2 separate regions of the Homo sapiens genome follow, and region 1 is linked to region 2. Evidence: read pairs that join two places in POLR2A ChIA-PET (ENCODE). Cell type or tissue: PC-9. All regions are shown on one strand.

Region 1 (2,500 bases), 1.6 Mb before region 2:
TAACCTTCAAAATATAACTAACCCACATGCTTTACTACATGCCAATGGCCACAACTGCGCACCAGAAACCCTCCGCTCATCTGTTGCCAGGACTTTAGCACAGCCCCCAAATGTGTCTCCCAAAATCTACACTTGCCCCTTCCTATCCATTCTGCCAGCATGGGATCCTAAAAAGGCAACTCTGATAATACCACTCCCCCGTTTATACCTTTCAATGGCTTCCCACTGACTTTAGGAAAAATCCTAAACCTTTCTAATGGCCCACAAGGCCCTGCATGATCAGTCCCTACCCACCTCTCCAGCCTCACCCTCACCTGTGTCTCTCTCACCCTCCCTCTCGGCCCTGGCCACCCTGGCATTCCCTTTTTTTTTTTTTTTTTTTTTTTGAGATGGAGTCTCACTCTGTTGCCCAGGCTGGAGTGCAGTGGCGCAATCTTAGCTCACTGCAACCTCCACCTCCCAGGTTCAGCCTCCTGCCTCAGCCTCCCGAGTAGCTGGGATTACAGGCACCCACCACCACACCCAGCTAACTCCTGACCTCAGGTGATCCACCCACTTTGGCCTTCCAAAGAGCTGGGATTACAGGTGTGAGCCACTGTGCCCGGCCACCCTGGCCTTCCTTTAAAGTCTCCCACACCAAACTGTCTGCTTCCCTGGGGCCTGCCCACTTGCAGTTCTGTCTGGAATACTCCTCCAACTCAGTCATGCATGCCCATGCTAAGGTCCCCTTGTCCTTGAATGCCCCCTTTGTGAAGATACGTCCCTACAGAAAATCAAATTCAGGTCCCTGGTCCCATGCTTTCCAAACACCCTACATTTCTCTGCAGCTCAGTTACACTCCATGTGTCCACACTGACTGCTGTAGTTTCTTGTTCAATCCTCAGCTCCTCCTGGAGACCACCAGGACAACAAGCTCTACAAGAACAGGAGTGTGGCTGCTTAGTTCACTGCCAGATTTCTAGCACTGAGCCAGGTACATGACCTTTAGAGGCTGCTTAGTAAGGTGTGACTGAATACTTACCACTGTGGTAGCCAAGAGGACAGCCTCTTGTAGGGTGGTTGGTCTGGCAACTTCCTCTGGCACTCAGTCAGAGGTGCCTGACACACCCTGCCTCTAAGGAGGCTCCTCTGAGAAAAACTAGGCAGCCCCCATGCCTTTCCCAGTTACTGCCACAACCACTCACCCCACCCTGAGATCACACCCACATCACCACTTTAGTCACTCATTTCCAATCTCTTCTACCATTCCTTTTAAGGGCTGGTCTCCTCTATTACGCTCAATTTCTTAGACAGTAACCTTGGCTGGGCGAGGTGGCTCATGCCTATAATCCCAGCACTTTGGGAGGCCAAGGCAGGAGGATCACCTGAGATCAGGAGTTCCAGACCAGCCTGGCCAACATGATGAAACCCTGTCTCTACTAAAAATAAAAAAATTAGCCAGGCATGGTGGTGTGCACCTGCAATCCCAGCTACTCGGGAGGCTGAAGCAGGAGAATCACTCAAACCAGGGAGGCAGAGGTTGCAGTTAGCCAAGATCGCACCACTGCCCTCCAGCCTGGGCAACAGAGTGAGATTCCATCTCAAAAAATAAAAAATAATAACCTTAACTTCAGTTACATGGACATAATATCCTGTTAACCTTAAAAAAAAAAGACATTAAAGAAAAATACCTCCAAACATGTTGAGTTTATTTGAGAATGAGAGAAAAGGATTATAATCCAGGATGCACAGAAGGGCAAGCCACAAGTACATCTGGTGACAGAAGGGGAAAAGGAAGCTTTTATTGGCAGAAAGGGAGAGATTTATATAAGTTGCTTAGAAACAGAGTTCATGGCCAGACACAGTGGCTCATGCCTGTAATCCTAGCACTTTGGGAGGCCAAGGCAGGCGGATCACGAGGTAAAGAGATCAAGACCATCCTGGCCAACATGGTGAAACCCCGTCTCTACTAAAAATACAAAAATTAGCTGGGTGTGGCGGCGCATGCCTGTAGTCGCAGCTACTCAGGAAGCTGAGGCAGGAGAATCGCTTGAACCCGGGAGGCAGAGGTTGCAGTGAGAGATCACGCCACTGCATTCCAGCCTGGTGACAGAGCGAGACTCATCTCCAAAAAAGAAAAAAAAGAGTTCATGAGTTTCCTAGAGGATCAAAGCCAGAGTTGTCTTCAGTTCACTGGTGGAGATGCCATTACTGGGCAAGTATTCTTTCCAGAGCATTTTATCTGAATTACAATAGTCCTAAAAAATGTCTATGCCAGGCAAGGTGGCTCACACCTGTAATCCCATCACTTTGGGAGGCCAAGGCAGGAGGATCACTCAAGGCCAGGAGTTTGGGACCAGCCTGGGCAACATAGCAAGATCCCATCTCTACCAAAAATATATATATATTTTTTAACTAGCCAGGAGTGATGGAAGGTGCCTGCAGTCCCAGCCACTCTGGGAGGCTTAAGCAGAAGAATCATTGGGAGTCCAAGAGTTCGATGCAGCAGTGAGCCATGATT
Region 2 (2,500 bases):
CCAAAGTCACACTTCAGCAAAGGATGGATAATGGTTTCATTTCACAGGCTAGAGATCATTGGGCAGTGTCTGCATGTGTTCCAGCTCAGTGGGAAAGAGTGCTACAATTGATTAGTGATGTCTGCTCTGAGCGCAGAAGTGGTGAATTTTGCAGTGTGTGCCATCGTTTGCCCTCCTTGCCCTCAAGTCCTTTCTTCTATTGGTAGCTAGGTCTCTGCAGAGATAACTGTCACAATGAGCAGAGCGAAAAACACCAACATCTGGTCTGAACCCCAAATTCATCTCCAAGAGTCCCTATCTCTCTCTATTTCCCCCTCTCCCTCAATACAGACCTGTGTAGGGAGAAGGTAGCCAAAAGGACAAGACTTTCAAATTTCTTGAGCATCTTCTCAGTGCCAGGCACCAAGCTAGACTCTCCGTGTAGCATGTCAATTTCGAGCACCAAACCAAAAGGGTGCTATTGTTATTCCCATTTTATAGATGAGCAAATTGAGGTTTTTAGAAATTAGGCTGCTTGCCCCAGCTGATAAGAAGCAGGGCCAGGTTGCACTGGAACCCACACACTGTATATCATACCATCTCTGAGGGAGATCCAAGCCCACCCAGAGGCCTTGCCTGGCTGCGATTCCTGCCAGCCTGCAGGCAGCCACCATGAGCCCAGCAGAGACAAGCCCCACTTGACTTCTCTGTGGATGATCAGATGCTACCTCCCACCCTTCTTCTTCCTGCTTTACTACAGACTTAGTCTCTTCTGGGGCCCCCAAACCCCTCCTTCCTTAGATCTGTTCCCAAAGGCCAGAGGGAGGCGGGCTGCCCCATCTTTCAGGGAGCTCCACGGAGCTGCCATCAGCTGGTGGCAGAAAGAGGTTGTGAAGCATCTGCTCTTGGAGCCTGCATCCTGGGGGAGTCCTGGGCCACCTTTCCCAGCTGGGGCCTGATGGAGAAGGCTCCTCCACCTCCAGCCTTCCTGAAGAGCCAGGCTGGTTCTCCTACTCACTCAAGGCTTGAGGCAGGTCCTCTGAAGGCTGGGAAATGGCTCACAGGCTTGGTATTTGCTGGCAGAGAAACTGATCTCCCTCTTGCAGCCACTTGGCCAAAACCCCTCTGGGCTGCCCTGGGTCAGGGTTTGACTGCCTCCCCCTTTCTTGTTTTTGCCTCCTTCCTCTGCCTTGGTCTTCTCATCTGCCAAATTGAAAGGAGGGAGTTAATAAGAGCTGCTGGCACTATCTCCATGAGGGGCAGGGATGAGCTGAAATGCCTGAAAGTAAGACGGTGTTGAGGGGTGGGGAAGTTGGGGTGTGAGCAGTGCCTAGGAGGGGTCAGCCCAGCCTGGCCGATTAATGCCTGCTGGACTCCTGAGGGGCTGATGGACAAGCCTGCTCCCCCAGGGCCTGCAGCCATGGAAGCTGGCAGACCTGGGTTACAGGTGGGCTGGTGCCGCTCACCTTGCCACCTTGCACTTGGTGGGCATAGCTGTTCACTTTCTCCAGACCTCACGTGCACTGACTCCTAGGGGCAGGGTCTTGCTTGGGAAACGTTTGGGCTTGTTTTACCTTCTGCAGACTTTTCTGGCTACTCTTCTAACCTGGCAGGGAGTAGGGGTGGAGAAGCCCAAATGGGAACAGGGTGGGGCTCCTACTCTAATTTTCCCATTTTGTGGGGGCTTCAGTATCTTCACATGTACCTGGCAAGCTTATTTTGGGGGCTAAGGAAGTTAAAGGAATTCTGTATGTATCTAAGTGCACAACAGCTCCAGATCTGGAATGAGGAATTAAAAACAGGGGTGTGTGTCCATGTGAGTGCCCTCCTGGGATTTCCGGGTTTCCTTCCTGAGTGTTCCTATGTCTGTTTTGGGGGGTCTGGAGCGCTCAGGGTCCAGCATCCCTCCCAGAACCTGTGTGAGGGCCTCTGGTCTGTGAGCCATGGAGGCTGTCCACAAAGCATTTGCTTCATCTTGACTCATTCGCTTGTTCAGTTGCTCAATAAACACTGAGCACCTCCTATGTGCCAGGCACTGAGCACGGTGGTGCGGGCGAACTGGGAACCCAGCAGGCATGGCCCCTGCTTTCTGGATGTTCACCGTCCACTGGCGGCACGAACAAGTGAACACGCAGAAGAGACTTAATGAATGAGCAATTTCTAGATTGATCTGAAGTGGGGGCCGAGATGGGGGCCAGGTCAGAATGATGATCTGTTGAGCCAATTCAGAACCCCAAGGGTCTCCTTGGGCAGCTGGCAGTGATGGATGTATGATAGGAGGGGAACTGAGGTTCATTTCCAGATTTCTGACTTGAGCGCCCCAAACCAATACAGCAAAATCAAGCAAAGCTGGCCTAGAGAGGAAGACAAAGAATTCAGTTTGGGTCAGGTTGAAACTCAGGTTAGGGGTAGGGGCTGCCCAAGGCAGACAGACAGCAGGAGGAAGAAGGAATAGAAAGCCCAGGAAGAAACTAGGGTGGGAGAGACTGTTGGAAGCTACTGGCCTAGAGGCTGCCGCTGA

The links. ChIA-PET counts read pairs that join two places held together with the same protein. Peaks named below come from ENCODE experiments on the same cell type or tissue, not always from the same donor. Only the 100,000 strongest peaks of a DNase experiment are listed, where the experiment ranks them.
Region 1: POLR2A ChIA-PET joins it to region 2 with 6 read pairs; 1 of 35 experiments calls an interaction of 5 or more read pairs at or near these places.

What each region holds. Positions count from the first base shown.
Region 1 is chr16:68,030,795-68,033,294 of GRCh38, reverse strand. All of the region lies in intron 2 of DUS2 (dihydrouridine synthase 2), which reads right to left. Among named protein-coding and RNA genes, the nearest start is that of DUS2, 8.8 kb to the right of the region's middle. In PC-9, no CTCF peak of the experiment used is centred here; a DNase peak (open chromatin) is centred at 1,114; H3K27ac peaks cover 1,340 bases.
Region 2 is chr16:66,440,674-66,443,173 of GRCh38, reverse strand. The region is part of intron 2 of BEAN1 (brain expressed associated with NEDD4 1); the gene reads right to left. Among named protein-coding and RNA genes, the nearest start is that of BEAN1, 15 kb to the right of the region's middle. In PC-9, no CTCF peak of the experiment used is centred here; a DNase peak (open chromatin) is centred at 1,043.